Linked DNA regions of Homo sapiens: region 1 is linked to region 2. Evidence: chromatin loops called from intact Hi-C (ENCODE). Cell type or tissue: B cell. All regions are shown on one strand. Links, peaks and the distances in the headings refer to the core of each region. The heading gives the core; the rest is flanking DNA.

Region 1 (10,030 bases), core at 3,245-8,244, 420 kb after region 2:
TTGTGTTCTTCTAAGTCGAGAGCTCAGTGGTGTCTCCTCTTATCAGAACACCAGCCTGATGGGACCATGCCCCGCCCGGTGACCTCCTTCTACCCTGATGATCTCCTTATTGGAGCCACCACCAAATACAGTCCCACTGGTGGCTAGGAATGGACGTATAAATTCTGAGAGCACACGATCCAGCCCATAGCAATATCTGTAGTCTTCTCCTAAAAAGTAAAGAATAAAGAGCTTGAACAATTAGATTATGTTCAATTGTGTTCTCCTGAATTATCGGTTACTGCTGTCCAGTACTTTATCTTTCTCTCTCTCTCTCAAATGCATGTTATTATTATAATATCATTAATGTCACAATCATCATAATTTTCTGTAATGTGTTTTAGATTTAAACAAATAACCAATTCATTTTCTTCCATAACTTCTTACTTCTTTTACTATCACCTGGTAAAAGGAGGACATCTCTTAGTAGTTTCTTCAGGGAGTCTGTGTGTAGTAAACCCTCCCAATTTTCTTCAGCTGAAATGTTTTAAATTTGTTCTTATTCATGAAATATAATTTTACAGGGCACACACATCCAGGTTGACAATTATTTTCTATCAGCATTTTAAGGGATTATTCCAAACTTCTCTTAACTTTTAGTATTGCTTTTGGAGGTCTGCAGTCTACCGAATTGTCATTCTTATTAGACAGTGCCAAAGTTTTCTCTCTGTCTTACATATTTTACGTTTAGACTGGTTATTCTCAATTTTACTCCAGTATGTCCAGATGTATCTTTGTTTTGTATTTATTCTGCTTGATAGACAGCATGCTTTTGTAATCAAATTGTTTACTCATTTTTTTGCAAATATAGTCTCTCTCTAATTCTTCTTGTTCTATCCTATTGTAATTACATTCAATATGTACTGAATCTTCTCACTTTATCAACAGAATTTTAATAAACCCACATTTTTCATCTTCCTTTCTCTGTATTTCTCAACAGCCTCCTCTATGGACCACATGGCTGGTGCTGCAGGGAGGATCTGGGTCACCTCCCTGCTGGCCGCTGGGTCTCTACAGGCCTTGCTGAAAACCTTCCTGGGTAAACACCTACAGCTTGCATAACTTAGATCCGATGGCCCACAGGAGAGATTGCAACTGGGTGACCACGTGCCAGGGCGCCACATCAACAGCACTAGGAGCTGCCTTGGGGATGTAGGCGCCTTCCACGGGCTTTTCCAGAAACCAACTACAGGAATATTTTTAGAAATAGAGGTGTTCTCAACAAACAGAGTGGAACTAGTTAGATAAAATTAATCATTAGTGTATAGATCTCTGTAAATGTCTAAGAAATTATTATTAACTTAAAGCACTATTCTTACTAAACCTCCATGTTTTATGATGGAAACATATTATTTTTTCTGAAATGGTGTGTGGATTATCATCTACATTTCAATTGAGACATAAGCTTTGAATTGCTAGTTATCATTATTGCTTAGTGCAGTTGTTGTAACAAAAACAACCAAACCGAACTTTAACTTATTTTTATTTATTTATTTATTTACTTATTTGCAAACTGAATCTTGGAAAAAAAACCAAATCATCCTTAATCCCTGTAGTTTCGTTTATTAATCAACTTCTGCCGTGTACTGAAGCCTGTGCCACATCCAGGCATGCGGCAGCTCCAGGACCCATAGCTCTGTACCCAGGGATGATAACTCAACAGCAAACCTCTGCACCCTGCATTTCCTGGAACCGAGGGATGCAGTCTCCATGTGCTGGGATCCCTTTTCTCGATTCCTATTCAGTTTCTAGTAAGTCATTAGGCCACCCTCTGTCCGTACTTCTGGGCGCCCTGCACAGATCACAGGCAGTGTCCCCGCAGGCATCTCCTCTCCCCACCTGCAGTCAGTCTCAGACCCATAGACTGGGTGCCTTTGCCACCCTTCTGGATAGTTTTCATTGACATCAGAAAATTGGAGAAACTAGAAAAATACTGACATCTATAGAATGTGAAATATAATTTGGAATGTAAACTTGAAAATTAACCTTGGAAATAAAAACATTCATCATGTTGTAAAGGTGTTCAGAGGAGAAATGTGTGGAACCCAATACTACAGCTGAGCCCAGCTAAGGGTCCTGCAAGGGGTGACCTCAGGTTTTTGTTTCATATCTTTCTTTCCTTCTTTTTTCTTTCTCTCTCTCTTTCTTTTCTTATTTCTTTGTCTCTTTCTTTCACTCTTTCTCTCTCTCTCCCTCTCCCTCTCTATTTTTTTCTTTGTTTTTTTTTTCCCCGCTGTCTAACAGACCAAAATGTGGCCTCATCTCAGGTCCACATATGTTATTTCTTATTCCATCGCATTGTCCTCCAGGCTTTCACCAGAGGTCGAGGGGGGTAGGGGAGTCGGTGGTCGCATATGAACCACACTCGTTCTTAACGGCAGTTCCACAGACAGAACCCTCTCCAACCATTCCCCAGACCCTGCATTTTTCTTTCCACGTTCCTCACTCATTTCCTTTTCCTCTCACACAGGTCGTGCCAACCCTTCCTGTGACTTTCCTGAGATTCCCACAGCTTCACCATTTTCCCAGGTCCTCAAACCCAAATGCTCCAAAGCTATGATGACCCTGCTGTCTTCCAGCCTTTCTCAAATATGCTCACAGCACATGTGGTCTGAAGTGGATCTGCTATCACACTGCATGTCTCCTACATCTGTGAGGCCCGATGGGCTTCATTCATGGTTTTGATATGTTCTGCTTTGCCAAGAATAGTCAAGAAAAAAAAAAGAAAGGAAGGAAGGGAGGGAGGGAGAAAAGAAGGAAGAAGGGAAGAAAGGAAGGAAGGAAAGAAGGAGGGAGGGAAGGAAGGAGAGAGGGAGGGAGGGAAGGAAGGAAGGAAGGAGGGAAGGTAGGTAGGAAGGAAGAAAGAAAGAATATAGTCCAGCAGTTCCTTACAAAACTAAACAGACAATCCAGCAATTACATGTTTTGACATTTACCAAAATGAACTGAATGTTTATGTCCACACGAAACCTGCACATAAGTGTTTATAGCAGCTTTACTCATAATTGCCTAAACCTGGAATTAACCAAGATAACCTTCAGGAGGTGAGTGGATAAAAATTGTGGATAAATAACCTCAGTGAGTGGATAAATAAACTATGATTCATCTAGACAAGGGAACATACTTCAGTGTCAAAAAAACTAAGCCATGGAAAGACACAGAAGAACCTTAAATGCATGTTTCTGGGTAAAAGCCGCCAATCTGAATAGGCCGCCTCTGCGTGACTCCAACTCTATGACATTCTGGAAATGGTCAAACTATGGAGACGGGAAAAAGATCAGTGGTTACCAGGGGTTGGGAGGAGGGAGGGAGCAGGTGGAGCAGGGAGGACTGTTAGGGCAGTGGTGCTCCTCCGTGTGATGTTACCATGGGGGATACGCAGCATTGCACGTTTGTCCAAACCCACAGGAAGTACAACAGCAAGATGGAGGCCTAATGGAAGCGACGGGTTACTCTGGGGGACGATGAGTGTCCGTGTACGTTTGCTGATTTTAGCAAATGCAGGGCAGTAAGCCAATAAGTAAGTAACAGGAGAAATTGGGACTGGATGGAGTATTGGAACTCCACTCAATTTTCTGTAAACCTAAAACTGATTTAAAAAAATGAAGTCTATACATTTAAAATGTAATACTATAGAAACAGCATGAGGTTTTTTGAGTATAGACAGTGGTTGCCCTCATAGCGTCATTTACTGGTCAGCATTTTATTTTTCATGTTATCTCTTTATTTGAAACATTGTAAATCCCAGAAGGCCCTGTGGGTGCCAGAAGAAGAGCTGCTGAGCGGCGGTTCCCACGCGTGCTGCAGACGCTTTTCAGAGACAAGTCTTGGTCTTTGTGCTGGACGGAGGCAATGCTGCTAATGGGAGGCGGAGCCCACCTGCTCCTCAGCCAGGCCGCAGGGAGAGGCAGGCAGCGGTGAAAGCCGCTGAGCGGGAAGCAGGGCCGGGATGTAAGGCAGAAGCCGCAGGGACGTCGGCTGGGCCTCGGTTGAGAGCAGGGGAACGAGGAGCGGGTCTCCCAGTCGGGCTTCTATCTAAGGACAGAGCTGCTGTGCACCGGCTCCCTGAACTGCTCCTGCTCCCTGCAGTGCTCCCACTCCCTGCTGTGCACCCGCTCCCTGCTGTGTACCCACTCCCTGCTGTGTACCCACTCCCTGAAGTGCACCCACTCCGTGCTGTGCACCCGCTCCCTGCTGTGTACCCGCTCTCTGCAGTGCTCCTGCTCCCTGCAGTGCTCCCGCTCCCTGCAGAGCTCCCCCTCCCTGCAGAGCTCCTGCTACCTGCTGTGCACCTGCTCATACAGTTCACCCACTCCCTGCAGTGCTCCCACTCCCTGCTGTGCTCCTGCTACCTGCTGTGCACCTACCTGAAGTGCTCCCACTCCTTTCAGTGCTCCTGCTCCCTGCAGCGCACCTGCTCCTTGTAGTGCTCCCGCTCCCTGCAGTGCACACGCTCCCTGAAGTGCTCCCGCTCCCTGCTGTGCTCCCGCTCCCTGCTGTGCACTCGCTGCCTGCAGTGCTCCCACTACCTGCAGTGCTCTCGCTACCTGCTGTGCACCCGGAGCTGCCGAGGCTGGGCCCTGGATGGTGCAGGTGGGCCTTGGGTGTAGAGTGCAGCCTCGCCCCCATTTCCCGTGGACGTTTCCAGCCGCCCGAGTCTTCTGAGACCACAGATAAGGTCAAGCGAAGGAGGGCGTATCACTTCAGCTTCCAACTTCTACTCTCTACTTAAAAGTAGTTCCTGAGGCCAGCAGCGCGTCAAGGGCCAGGGTGGGGCCCTTCATCCTTTCTCTTCGTGTGTCTGAGCCTCCCAGTGTCCAGCAGGCAGAAGTGGTGAGCTCCTCGGGCCTGCAGCATCTTGTGAGGCTCATCCCTATCATAGCACAGCCCCCACAGAGCAGCCTCTCAGTCCCTCCATTCTCATCATGTTACTTCACTGGATAGGTCTTCTTTAAAAAGCATTCGTGGGCCGGGCACGGGGGCTCACGCTTGTAATCCCAGCACTTTGGGAGGCCGAGATGGGTGGATCACCTGAGGTCAGGAGTTCGAGACCAGCCTGGCCCATATGGTGAAACCCAGACTCTATTAAAAATACTAAAAAATTAGCTGGGCGTGATGGCAGGTGCCTGTAATCCCAGTTACCCGGTAGGCTGAGGCAGTAGAATCGCTGAAACCCAGGAGGTGGAGGTTGTAGTGAGCCGAGATCATGCCACTGCACTCCAGCCAGGGCGACAGAGTGAGACTCCGTCTCAAAAAAAAAAAAAAAAAGCATTCCTGAAACTAGACCATGTAAATGCACTTATTCATTCACATCATCATCTGTGTGGGTGCAGGTGCAGCATGGGTGTTTTCTAATGTAACGGAAAAATGAAATCAGTGATGTCTCCAGGCGCCTACATGTGTGCACGTGTGCACACGTGAGAGTACACTGCTGCATGTATCGTGTGGGTATGTGCATGAGTGTGAGCTTACATGCACAAGTGAGAGTGTATATGTAAACCTGCACTGTGTACGTTGCGTTGTGACATGTGCGCATGTCTCTGTGTGTTCACGTGTGCACGTGTCTCTGTGTTCACATGTGTGCACATGTGACTCTGTGTGTTCACCTGTGTATGTATTTAGGTCTGTTTCTGGACAGTAAAAACTGACTTTACAACTGATTTGGGATGTGGTTAACCTCATTCAAATGAACACAGGAAACCGAAGCCCTGTGCTTCCCGGCTCATTCCCTTCAGCTCCGGGTGACGTTCCTCAATCAAAAATATTAGACTTCTCTTTCTGAATAAGTGACAGAAATTTTCCCCAAGCAGCCAAACAGGGGCCTCTGGCATGGTGCTGTGGTGCCCTCTGGAGGGTTAGTGGAAAAGATGTCTTTCTCAGACAGAACGGGGAACGAACTGGAAAAGCTCTGCAGAGCCAAGGAGGTATGCGGCCCCAGATCCTGACGTTCCCCTTTCACAGCTCAGGAGACCAACCTGTGCAGGATCCACGACTCTGGCCCCACGTCGGGCCGGGCATCTCTTTCACGCAGCAGCTACATGTCACATTTCCTTTTCTCTATTCTGGTCCTGGAGTGAGCAGCACAGGACGCATTCTGTATGCTCCACATCATTCTGGGGATCAGATCAGCACCACCGCATCGCCAGCCCCACCAAAGCCGTTAACAGACGTGCAGTTTAGGGAATCTAACACATATCTTTTGATCCTTACAGTGATCTTATAAATAACTATGTCGAGTATGCCTATATACCTTTCCTGAAGGGAAACTGAAATTCGAGGCCATCATCACCATGTCCAGTGAGAACCAAGGCTCTTATAAAATTGATCATGTTCTGTGGTCATCACAGGAAGTGTTTTCACTCGGAATCTATCGTCAGACATGTCAGTACCTCTCAAGAGTTCTCATGAACACATTTTTACAATGACCACGTATTAATGTGCAGAATTCCACAACAGCTTGCAGCTGTTACCCTGGAAAATCCACTAATTGCATACGTATTTCAATGTGCTGTCGACATAAAGGTGACGCCCTGTAGGATGGGGGTCATAAACCTGCCAGGACAATGGTGAAGACTTGGGAGGGTAAGAAATGAGAAAGCGCTGTGTGCCCTTGAAGCAGCCGGGAAACCCGCATCCACCCAGGCTGCACCTCCACTCCCAGGCTCCGCGCTGCTTCCGGTCTGTTGTTCTGCTCAGGACTGTGATTGCAGCGGGGAAGCCTCTCACTCACCCAAGAGCCCCGTGTGCGGCCTAGGGTTGGTGGGAGACACAAACCCATCCCAGCCCAACCTGAGGTCATCGGTTACAAAGGACAGTGGCAGGGAAGTCAAGGCCCCACAAATGTCCACTCAGTACTTTTCAGAACTTACATGCTTCTAATATGTGCCAGGTATGCTTTGAGAGACTCTTGGATGGACTTTCTTGTATTGTCAATATATAAGCTGTCTGAAATTTATTATTTGATTTGTCACATCAGTAACTTACAGAGAAGAATTTAAAGAGCAAAAAAGCCAACATGAGTAACTTTATTTATAAAGGTGTCACAGTTCTTGGCAAGTAAATCCATTCCTAGGTAAACCATGGCTTCTGGCTTCAAATTCACAATTCCTAAGGTCCCCCTTTTTTTACCTGGATGCTTGAGCAAAAGGATATTCGGTTTGGAGGCTAGAGAAGGAAGCAATGATGCTGCCTGGGTATTTCACAGGCATTTGTATAATAAATGAAATGAACTTGGAAAGCATTTAAACACCAGCCACCCATCAGTGTGAACTAAGTAACAGGTGAAATCATAAGGATGGCACAATGTGTTTGTCGTTGTAACTTGTTTAAACTAACTTCACTGTTGTGAGGTTTTCACGGTTCTTCTCCGAGGGTCACTTGTCAGCTTGGGAGGAGGTGGAACCTCAGCTCTTCACAGTTCCTGATGATACATAAAGCAAAAAACTGTTTGACTTTCTAAAACCTTTTCAACACAAGCCAAAGCCAAACTACAGACTAGTAACACATATTTCTGCCCTATATGTGTTACCAATTTTAACACATAAAATTAGAAATAGGTTTTTTAAAGCCCATATTGCAAAACAAAGAAGAATACGAACAGATTATTCACTAAAAAAATGCAAAACACCAACAATCATTTGAAAAGCGTTAAACCTCACAGGTAACCACAGAAGTACAAGTTAAAACAGTGAGATAAAACTTTCACCTATTACTCAGAAAAGTTTCTTTTTTTACGTTGCTACTTAGTGCAGACAAGGATTTCAGGAAATATGTACAACCAATATTGGCATATGCTTTCTGAAAATTGATTTAGCAACATTTACCAACTGTCACATAAAAGTTATATATGTTGACTAAATTTCACTTGTAAGAATTTATTCCAAGTCAATAGTGGAAATGTAGGCATGTGAGGTTGGAGATTTCTGTGTTGCTGTTGTCAGTAAAACAATTAGAAAAACTCTGCATCTCTAATATCAGTAACTGGTTACGTAAATTCAGCCTATACCCCTACAATGTGTTTACTATGCAGGCATTGAAAATAATGTTATATAGTGAAATAGCATCATGATAATAGGGACTACATTACTTTATAGAAGATAGACTTACAGAAAAAAGGGGCAGCAAATTGACACTTAACAATTTTCTCCTGTTCCAAAGATATCCAATGTTATATAAGAAATAACCAAACATGGGTAAGGCAGAGGAAAGACCAGCACATGGAGGGCCAAGCTGTGAGTGAGTTGGGCTTAGGGATCCATAAACCCAGAGATGCAGACGCCCAGCTCAGATGGAGCATCACTCCCACATACAACAGAACCCAGAGATGCAGATGCCCCACTCACTCCGATAGAGAATCAACCCCATATACAACAGGATCCAGAGATGCAGACACCCCACTCACTCAGATAGAGAATCAACCCCACATAAAATAGAACCCAGAGATGCAGATGCACCACTCACTCAGATAGAGAATCAACCCCACATAAACTAGAACCCAGAGATGCAGATGCCCCATTCACTCAGATAATCAACCCCACATACAACAGGACCCAGAGATGCAGATGCTCCACTCACTCAGATAGAGAATCAACTCCACATACAACAGGACCCAGAGATGCAAACACCCCACTCACTCAGACAGAGAATCAACCCCACATAAACTAGAACCCAGAGATGCAGATGCCCCACTCACTCAGAGAATCAACCCCACATAAAATAGAACCCAGAGATGCAGATGCACCACTCACTCAGAGCAACAACCCCACATACAACAGAACCCAGAGATGCAGATGCCCCACTCACTCAGATAGAGAATCAACCCTACATACAACAGGACCCAGAGATGCAGATGCCCCACTCACTCAGATGGAGCATCAACCCCACACACAACAGGACCCAGAGATGCAGATGCCCCACTCACTCAGATGCAGCATCAACCCCACACACAACAGGACACAGAGATGCAGATGCCCCACTCACTCAGATGGAGCATCAACCCCACACACAACAGGACTCATGGAGGCAGTCACCCAGCTCACTCAGATGGAGTGTTAACCCCACGCACACAAAACCCAGAGATGCGGATGCCCAGCTCACTCGGATGGAGTATTAACCCCATGTACAACAGAACCCCGAGATGCAGATGCTCAGCTCACTGAGATGGAGCATCAACCCTACACACAACAGGACCCATGGAGGCAGATGCCCAGCTCACTCAGATGAAGCATCAACCCCATGCACAACAGGGCCCATGGAGGCTGACATCCAGCTCGCTCAGATGGAGCAGGAGCTGCTGAAGGGTGTTTTGGCCCAGGACTGGAGCAGAAGGCAGTAGCCCTGAGGCTTACAGAGCAGACCCTATGGCCACATGCTTGGACTTAGGCCTCTGCTTGGCTGCCTGAAGGCTGCAGGGAGCTCCTTCTCTGTCCTCAGGTTCCTTTCAGGGCCTGTGCCAGTCAGCGCCTCCCCTGGCATAGGTCTTGTGCAATTTCTAATGACAGCATGATTCGGAGACTATAATAGCTACACCTTCCCCCAAAGCGAGGAAAGATCTAACTGTACAGGCCGCTGTGAAACTGGAACATCGGAGGAAGAGGAGCTAGAAAGCTTACCAGGCCGATGAGGATGCTTGCTGTCAACTGTTCCAGCCCCACTCGGAACAAGCTGCCACCAACGCATGGCACCCACAGCCTGCGTGGGCCTCGCCGCCCCATCCTGCCTTCCCTGTGCAGCAACCAGGGCTTGGAGACATCTTCGCACCATCCTGGGACTGGGCAGCGCCACCCCCTGGGTGCTCTTCTCTGCCCTGGCTCGCTCCCTTCCTGCCTCCGAGAACTCTGCATGTGGAGCCCAGCCCCGTCCTCCCCAGGACCGACTTGCTGGTGTAGTCGACCAGCAAGAGGGGCTTCAGTAAAGAGGGGAAGGCTGCACTGAAAACATGTTCTGGTTAACTTGGTGAAAGAAGAAGGGTGCTCCACTGAAATCCAGACAA
Region 2 (10,030 bases), core at 996-5,995:
CAAGATAAATTTGGGAAATTTATAAATATGTGGACATTAAGCAACACACTCTTAAATAACAAATGGCTCAAAGAAGAAATCACATGAGAAATTAGATAATATTTTGAGATTAAGGAAAATGAAGACACAACATACCCACACTTATGGAAGGCAGCCAGGGCAATGCTCAGAGGGAATATGTAGCTGTAAATGTGTCTATTAAAAAAAAAACAGACCTCGAGTCGGTAACCTGAACTACCTATCAACATGGACGAAGAAGAGTTTAACTAAACTTTAAGCAACAGCCTTGCTTGGACCTTTCCCCTTCTTTCCCTTAGTACCTTAAGTTTCTTCCCCGGAAGAACATTTGCTCAGTATATCACATGCACTTGAACTGGTATCAGGCTCCGCTTCTAGTGAACCATATCTGACAACCACACACTAGCTGTGTGATCTTAGGTAAGACACTAATGTCTCTGTATATTGAAAATAATGTGTGTTTTGCCTACCTTGTATAGTGCCCTAAAAACAGTGGCTTGTTATTCAGAAGAATGTTACAGTGAGGTGGGCTTTACCACCCAAGCACCTGTGAAACCAAGAACAAGTAACTTTCCTGAACCTTTCTTTTTTCCCTATTGAGGGATGTGCAGACAAGACAGACTACAGGGAACTCTGTCTTTCGAATAACATGCTGCCTGGATGTGGGAGCAGACGCTTCCCAATCTGCCCCTCTCTGGCTGCCTCCTACTGGAGAATTCTCCTGGCTTAGCTATTTTACGGATAAAATGAGAGCGATGACAACCACCTTCCATGGCTATGAAAATGATTCCATAATAGCATGTGTACAAGTTTTGTAAAAAAAAAAAATGGCCTGGAGCGGTGGCTCACGCCTTTAATCCCAGCACTTTGGGAGGCCGAGGCAGGCGGATCACGAGGTCAGGAGATCGAGACTATCCTGGCTGACACAGTGAAACCCCATCTCTACTAAAAATACAAAAAATTAGCCGAGCATGGTGGCGGGCGCCTGTAGTCCCAGCTACTTAGGAGGCTGAGGCAGGAGAATCACTTGAACCCAGGAGGCAGAGGTTGCAGTGAGCTGAGATTGCTCCACTGCACTCCAGCCTGGGCGACAGAGCAAGACTCTGCCTCAAAAGAAAGAAAGAAAGAAAGAAAGAAAAGAAAAAGAAAGAAAGAACGAAAGAAAGAAAAGAAAAGAAAAGAAAAAGAAAGAAAGAAAGGCAGATAGTTAAATTATTCAACAAATATTGGATAGTACTAACCGATTACGTGTGTGCCATCTATGTGCTTGAAAGGAAAACCCTGTGTGGTTACAGGTCCTGTCATTGTCCCATTTTACAGAAAAGGAAGCATTCATGGGTGTCTCGTCAGTCTCTGTGGACGTAGGTGTGAAGTTTGAGAAAGTCTCGGCCTTCCCGGTACTCACAGTGCACTTGAGGGCTGGTCCTTACTATTTGTGGCTGCTAGGACATGGTAGGGGCAAGTTCCCAGAGAAGCCAGGTCCAAAGGGGATGCTCAGCTCAGCCAGTGACCTGAGTCAGAAGTGCCCTCAGAGGTTGGTCCCTTCAGGAAGGACGTGTCTACCCTCCAGCCCCTCCGTGGTCTCAGTGGGCACCAGATCTGCTGTGATGAGAACAGCCTGAGGGAACCACTCTGGATACCCCATGCTCCCGTTCTGACTCCCTCCCTCATTAAGACAGCAGGCGGGAGTGCTCTGTTAGGATGGAGGCTCAGACAGAATCAGAGAGTGCTTCATGGAGAGCAAACAGTGCTTTCTGTTAACATTGAAAAATAGCCGACTGCTGTGACATCACTGCACACTCACAATTACACGCAGAGACTTATCTGTGGGGCTCTGAGAAGCAAAGTCAGATCATGGTTAAGAAGTTTAAAACTCATGTCTCCAATCCCTAGGAGATGCTTCTTATCTCTGTTTGAAATTGACATTTAAAAGTTAATAGTTATGTTATTTAAATGAAATTCCATAGTTAATTTCCATACTGTCATGAAGACAGGCTTTGCAATAAAAAGTTTCTGTAAATGGCAAGCCTAAATAAGCTGCAAAGATGAAGAAGATATTAAAAATAAAATTATATTTTGTGTCATTTCAAGGGCTTTTACTGTATAAATCCATATTTAATCATCAATATAAGCCCAGAGACTCATATAAGGCTATCTTTAACTGTGTTTTGCAGATGTAGAAGCTGAGGTGTGGAGAAGAAAAGCTACTTCCTAACATCACAGACTGGAAGCACCCAGGTCAGAATTGGAGCCAGAATGGTCTGACCCAGTCTTCTCTCTTACAGCTCACCACTGTCTCGTATTGTCTTTTAAAAATAATACTGGTTTGAGAGGAGAAGATTGATTATTTATGTGTAAAGTAGTCACCCCATGGCCCAGGATGGTCTTATTTTGTCAAAAATATGAACAGCAATTCCACTGTGCAGCGCACCAGTCTTGAGAATTGTTAACAAAACAATAAACTATTGAATCATCACAACTAAAAAAAAATAAAAATAAAAATAAAATAATACTGTGTATCAGTCTAAGGCCCAGCACGGTGGCTCATGCCTGTAATCCCAGCACTTTAGGAGGCCGAGGTGGGCGGATCACCTGAGGTCAGGAGTTTCAGACCAGCCTGACCAACATGGTGAAACCCCATCTCTACTAAAAATACAAAATTAGCTGGGTGTGGTGGTGCACGCCTGTAGTCCCAGCTACTCGGGAGGCTGAGGCAGGAGAATCGCTTGAAACTGGGAGGTGGAGGTTGCAGTGAGCTGAGTCCATGCCATTGCACTCCAGCCTGGGTAACAAGAGTGAAACTCCATCTCAAAAAAAAAAAGAGAAAAAAGAAAAAAAATACTATGTATCAGTCTATAAAATGCTTAAAGTCTTTCTATTTCATTTACTGGATGAAGGGACTACATTTTACTTGCTCTTGTTTTTCAGGGCTTCTAATGTGCCCTATGGCTAAAAGTCCAAAATTTTCAAAGAATTACCATGGAAACTCTCAATTTTTGGTCTCTAATATATTGAAATTTAATACAGACATCATTTCTGAGTCTCTCATCATTTTTGAAATAAATGCTCAAAGCATGCCCCCAGCCTCACAAGGAGCCAGAGGGTTGTGGGAAGAACAGGTTGTGACTTAGCACAGTTTAGCAGCATGATCTATTGAGAGAAAAAGGCCCTTCTACAAGGAGGGCCAGGGGACTGGGTGGAGGTGGGGAAAGGGGAAGAGAGGGGAGGGAGGGAAGGGAGGAGGAAGGGGAGGGAAGCCACAATCACTGATGAAAATGCACTTTCCACCAGAGGGCGATATTTTTGAAAGCTTTGATTTGGTTGCACATGGTACAAAAATGCAGTCATGATAAGCAAAACTAAAATATGTTCCTTTTATACTACAAATTTATACAGCAGTGAGTAAGAAAGATTGAATAAAGATGAAAAAAGAGTTAGAAATACTTCCTCCTAATAAGGCTGAGGGAATTTACAACTATGTCAACAGGGCAAATCTACAAAGGATAGCTTAGGAAGAAATGGACTGAAATTTGAGAAGAAAATGAGTTGAGCATACCAGGAGATTCAATTTCCAGGCCCTTGCAAAACGACAGACTGAAGATGAGCATCAGCCCTAAGAGGATCCCCGTGTAGGAGGCCTCTGTGAGTGTGCATGTCTGCCCGACAGACGCCACAATCCCAGGAGCAACATTATAAACTGAAATAACGTGAAGTTCTTCTTTACTTAAAGAATGTGGAGGGATTTGAATATCATATGTTACAAAACTGGATTTTGCCACAAATGATGATGCACTGCCCACGTAATTTCAATGCCCACTGAAGGAGAACAGTGGCTTTGCCATGAGCAGTCCATAAACTGCCAATGACAGCTGGCCAGGTGTTGGGATGTGCCTGTTATACAAATGTGCATGAGACAGAAGCAGATAAAATGGCGAATGAAAGAAATCCTACTACTAAGGAAAGAAAAGGAAAGTAAATGGGAACCATCAGATAGCTTTAGTTAGACATTCATCGAGAAAATAAAGGAAACAATTTTTCCTAAGTGCCAATGGTAACAATAAGAACGCTAGGAAACCTCTCAGTTTTCACAGGTTGCATCTTAGGTGTCTTCAGAGGATATGGCAGTTGTATGGACGTGCACAAGCTACTTACCTCAATTCCTATTTCAAATCCTCCACCAAGGCCAGCTATCCCAATGGCTGAGGGTGCAGACCATTCTAATAAAAAAACAAACGAACGTTATCCTAACATTAAAACACCCTCGACATGTAAATATAGGAAGGAAAAATGCTAAAATCTAAAGAGTGCTTCTATTGAAAATAATGAGACTTGGTATTTCCCCTGATTTTAAAGTGATCTTCAAAAAGAATATGTAATTTTTAAAAAGTTAAAAATATTTTTAAAGTATTAGATATTCATTATGAGTCTCATAGCCTCACAAGCCCATGTCCTCTAATCTTTCTCTACCAACATGCATAAGACCACCAACTACTGGTTCCCTAACCATTAGCCATACAGAGCACTTGGTAACTTCAACTGTCAATATTTTTATAGAACAACTTAGCTGTAGGTCTAGTCTTCAGCTAGAATTTTGTCACAGATTTAAGAGATCAGAAGGATTCGAGAGAGTTGATTATCTAACGGTAACATAATAATTGTTTCCATTGTAAATTTCTGAGGGCAAAAACTGTTTTAACACCTCTCGTGCTTAAGCAGAATAAATAGGCTATAAATTCAAGGTTATTAAAATTCTAACAAGATAAATCACATTTAGAAACTAAGTACAGTAATTCCATTTGCCATGATACGGCACATTTTAGGATTACTATATGCTTATTTTTCTTGATATAGAAACTCATGTTAAACAAGTCTAGAAAAATGTATTTTCAATTTGGTGGGGGGATGGTCTGGCCAAAGCACTTTTTGAAAATGGTTGCTACCATGCATGCTAGATACTAGAATATTGCTGAAATATATCCAGAACTATCCTACCCAGGCTTAGAGAAGTTTGGCTTACAGAAATTAGTGTCTGATAATTTTTCGTTCCCTATGTTAGGAACTGTCCCTGTGTTAAGATGGCTGGTCTTGGCCAGGATCCTGGGGAACATGTTGTGTCTTATTTGGACAGTTTTTAAATTACTCTCAGCAGAGTCAGCAGCTGCAGCTCAGGAAGAAGGGAGAGAAATGTAGGTTTTAAAACCAGTAGAAAGGTTTGCTGGGGCTCTGAGAGGAGCCCAGGGCTTGGTATTGACTGTCCCTACCCTTGGTCAGCAAGTCACCCCATCAATGGAGCAGTTGGGGACCTGAGACATGCAGGGACTTTCTCACAGACTCTGAGTCCCATCTGACAATGGGCTCCCTTGGAATGTGCCTCTACTTTGTTTGGTTTTACTGCTGAGAAGTCTGCTCATGGAAATTTGGATAATGCTTGAGAAAAAGAGAATTATTTTCTTCTCATTTTCAAAGCCACACATTGAGCTATGAAAACTGATCCACATAATAAGGAAGAGGTTTTTGTTGACTGCGGGGATACCTTGGTAAGAAATGGTGAATCTGCTGACTGCTATTTCAAGGCCATATATTTCACAAATGTATATATTGTATATTTATTGTCTGTAAGTGTCCCATGCTCTCTCAAAATAAAATAAAATTATGCTAAAAAACTGCTACTAATAGAAAAACGTGTTCACTGAACAGCAAATGTTAAATTGGTATAAAAAACATTTTAGTTAGTTTTGACACACCTGTGTCCATTTTAAATACTACTATAAATGTTAGTACTTGGGATTCATGGCAAATATTTTGATTTCATCTCTAAAGAATCAAGTAGTAGATTTCATCCCAGAAAGTAAAACTCGATGATACTGCTCTTGATATGATTCTGCCTTGGGGAAAACTCTTCAAATGTCACAGTTTTTATGATCTACCACAGAAACAAAGAAATTCACATATGGCCCCTTATTTTCATATCAATTTCCATAAAACAAAAGAAAGCAGCTACACCATGAAGTTGAGGAATAAGAATTCATATTAAACAAAAGAAATGCACATACTGCCATGTTTCAATATTTGCTCCACGGAAGAATTACAAAATGCATGCAAAACAAAGTTATATCTACCTGTCTTGTCTTCTCTAATATTTTGAGGACAGAGAGAGACGGAAAGGCTGGTTCCTGTGGCTTGTTCACTGACACCAAACTGCACGTTCAGTCGAGTAGCCCTTATTACATAAGTTTTAGTTGATATGCAGGAAACCTGTCCTACTCGCTATGCAATGTGTTCACATGAAAACAGACAGAACAAAGAATGAAGACTCTCTACTCCAGTGAACAGACGCCAACTTACTTCCATCTGGAAGGCGCGCCACTACAATCCCGCTGCCTCCTCTGGCAGTCACCAGGAACCCGGCTTTGATCACAGACAGAATTGCAAGGCCTTTAGCCTTCGCAATTACGTGAGCTGTTAACGTGGAAAACAATGGGAAGGTAAGCATTTTGATCTATGTGCCTGGATAGACGAGCAAGTGTTAAACAGAGTCAGTGTACACAGAGGTTATCTCTAGGAATTCGGGGCACACAGGAGCAATGAACAAAAGTCAGTCACTCAACAGATGGGCACGAGGCCTCTCTATTCCCATGAATGTTTTTTGTGTTTGCTATTTTTGCAGTGCTAAACACAACATCATAAATATCCTCACATCCTGTAACTGACAAAATAAATTAGATATTTGAAAGAGATTTTATTGCTATCTATTAGCAGGGCAAATATTTTGGCAATTTCAATTAATTTAGGATATAGTACATAAAAGATAAAAGCTACATTTTCAAAGAAATTAAGATCCATATAGTATTAAGGAGAAACTTTAAAAATTACAAAAAGGCAGCATGAATTAGAACTTTGATCTTAAAGCCACGTAGCTAAATTAACCTTGTATTAATATAAAAATTTGGATTCAAAAACAGAAAAATTAAGTAATTTTCCAATGTTAAAACATTTTCAACTTTATAAAATGATCTGCTATAGCATTTGAGTACCACTTAACTATTAGTACACTGATAATATAATTCCATTTAAAAATATTGGTTTATTCACATGTCAGAGATGTTCATTACATAAAATGAGGGTTATTGGTATATGTATCCACTGAATATAGTGCCACACGATTCTGTGAATTTACGACACAATAACACCTCATTCAAACTAACGAGGGAAGCCTAACATATAACTTTAAGGTAGTTTAACTTATTATTATTTTTATCAAATATTCTGCCAAGGAAGTGAAGTCAGACATGGGGCTCTAGTACACAGAGCAAAAGCTTTGCAGATGACCCAAGAGAACACTAAAATTCTCATGTAATTATGCCACCATTTCAAAGTTTAAATTAAGAACCGACTCTTGGAAATAATTCATCCAACACCATGAAGTTTGCATGCAGAACATTTGTGGAGCTGTTCTTAATAAGAAAGCTACAGAAAATAAGGTTGCATCCTGGATGGCTGTCTACTAAGTGTACTTTATTTTTGTATTTTAAAAGGTTATAATTATATTGTAACAAGATTGAAAGCTGTATTATATGTTGTGCAGATTTATTTTTACAGCCACCTGTTGGCAGAATGTCTTCCTCACATTCTGTTCTCGATGCTTCTAGAGTTGCTATTGCCCCTATTGGGAATATTAGATATTAACAAAAGCACATTTTAAAATGGACATATTCCACATGTCAATTATATTTTTACAGATTTCCACTCAAATTCAGGGACACTAACATATTAATAATCCCTGAATAATCTGCCAATTAGCTTTTGATTTATAACATAGAATGTACCAATTATAGATTTAATTGCTAAATTAAGTTTCACCTACTTCTTAGAATCCTAACATTAGAGGAGGCCAAACACACCACTGGGAAGGTTTTAAGATCTAGATGTCTTGTTTAAATATTTTGTAGATGCAACTGTTTATCCTATGAAATAGCATCTTTGTTTTAATGTAAACATAATGCCCCCCACCAGACTCCCAGGAGAAGTGGGCCTGGATCTCTGTTGGCTGTGGAACTTCCATCGTTGCCACACCCATGCTTTGGGGCAATCTCTTACTTAGACTAACATGCAAACAGAATTTCTTTTTCTGAGCTTCACCCACTGAGACGGGCTCCTTCAGAATACTGATACTGAAAATCTAGTTTTTCTTGTTGAGTTTTCTTTAAGCTCTAAAGCAGCGCTTCTGAAACTAGTGTGTGTGTGCACCTCACTGGGACCTTGGGAGGAATGCAGACTGATTTGTGACGTCTGAGCAGATTTCTCACAAGCTCCCAGGGGATGCCAAGCTGCAGATTCAGACTATACCTGGAGCAGTAAGGCTCTAACAAGCACCGTTTCCTCAAGACAGGAGAAGTCACCGGGCCAATGCAACAACAATTAATATCATGATTAAGATTATTAAAACAACAACAAATTTTTAAAGCATTAAAGTTCTATTAAATAACTTTAGATATCTGGCTTAGAAAAATTAACTTTATCTCTTTAATGCAGGACCCAGAGTCATGCACTCTGATTAACTAAGAGGGAGGCTGGTCTGTAACACTGTCCAGGCTAACTGGCATGAGACAAGTATGCTATGAACACCCTTTGGAAATAACTAGAAGTGGTGATGAACAGATAGTGGTTTTCAAAGGCTCCCCTCTGGACTGATCTTATGTGTCACTGACTACTTAAGAATTACATGAGAAACATGTTTAAAACATGCATTCCTGGACACACTGCACTAAAAGTCTGATTCAGCAGGTTTGGAGTGAGGTTTAAGAACTGTGCCTTTATGGTCTAGGGGATACTGATGCACATCTGTGTTAGGAATTACTGATTAATGTCTTAAACCGCTAGAGAATGTAAATGTCTTATGTGGAAGGAGGAAACACAAAATTAAAATTTATGTATGAGATTAGCTGGTGAGTTTGCGAGGTTAGCTTGCAGAGTTCTTAGCACGCGATGCAAAGGACAGGCGAGGCTGCAGAGAGCTCAAGTGGAGCAGGAACATGTGGTGTTTAGGGCGCTGGCACCCTGGGATGGGAGGCAGGAGAAAAAGCCTATGCAAAAGGGAGAGACAGGGAGGGAAGAGGCCCTGCTGGTTTGCCTGGTCTGCAGCTGGCCCTGTCCAGACCCCTTCCACCTGGAGTAGCAAGGCCTTATGATGACTGTTTTCTCATGATGGGAGAAGTGGCAGGAATGCAACAATAATTAATATCATTATTTTATCATTATTAAGATTATTCTATCAATAACAAATTTTTAAAACAGAGCTCAGAGTCACGTGCTGTGATTAATTAAGAGGGAGGTTGGTCTGTAACATTGCCAAAGTTAATTGGCATTTGGATCTCCTTTGCATGAAACAAGTTATGCTGTGAACACCCTTTGGAAATAACCAGAAGTTGTAATGAACAGGTAGTAGTTTCCAAAGCATCCCTGGATCAGTCATGAGAAAAAAGGTGGTGGAACAAAAGGTGGCTGAACTACTTGTTGGCATTGATGGAGGCTTCTGCCTGAAATGGAGTGTCGAACAATGCAAAAAACAACTTAGGAAAAAGACATTTAGAGACAAACAGCACTCATCCTATTTACCTACCAGGAATGATCTTATCAGGTCCATTTCTGGAAGTTATTTCTGTGAATTCTCTTAATATTTTGGCAGCCTTTTTTGCTTCTGATTTCAAATTGGAAGGTATAGGGTTATTCACTGAAACATAACAAAAGATATTTTAATGAAAAATTCTGCTAAATAGAAGTGAGAAATTTATTATTATTTCATTCTTCTCATATACAATTGTCAGAGGTGTTCAAACCAGAGGGACTCCATTTTGAATAGGAGCTGGGTGAAATAAGGCTGAGACCTACTGGGCTGCATTCCCAGAAGGTTAGGCATTCCAAGTCACAGGATGAGACAGGAGGTCCGCACAAGATACAGGTAACGAAGACCTTGCTGATAAAACAGCATGCAGTAAAGGAGCTGGCCAAATCC

Evidence for each region. Hi-C counts contacts between places; a loop is a spot of excess contacts. Peaks named below come from ENCODE experiments on the same cell type or tissue, not always from the same donor. Only the 100,000 strongest peaks of a DNase experiment are listed, where the experiment ranks them.
Region 1: a loop joins it to region 2, with 28 times the contacts of the local background. A loop is called at or near these places in 6 of 110 quality-filtered maps.

Annotation. Positions count from the first base shown.
Region 1 is chr2:656,845-666,874 of GRCh38, forward strand. TMEM18 (transmembrane protein 18) reads right to left here. Exons shown (of 5, transcript NM_152834.4): 5 at 7,033-10,030. Among named protein-coding and RNA genes, the nearest start is that of TMEM18-DT, 16 kb to the right of the region's middle. RefSeq lists an enhancer at 3,765-4,340. In B cell, for the core only: no CTCF peak of the experiment used is centred there; DNase peaks (open chromatin) are centred at 5,597 and 5,907.
Region 2 is chr2:243,368-253,397 of GRCh38, forward strand. SH3YL1 (SH3 and SYLF domain containing 1) reads right to left here. Exons shown (of 10, transcript NM_015677.4): 2 at 9,638-9,748; 3 at 6,364-6,477; 4 at 4,171-4,235. Among named protein-coding and RNA genes, the nearest start is that of SH3YL1, 16 kb to the right of the region's middle. RefSeq lists a silencer at 9,808-10,008. In B cell, for the core only: CTCF peaks have their summits at 3,322 (motif pointing right) and 3,526; a DNase peak (open chromatin) is centred at 3,304.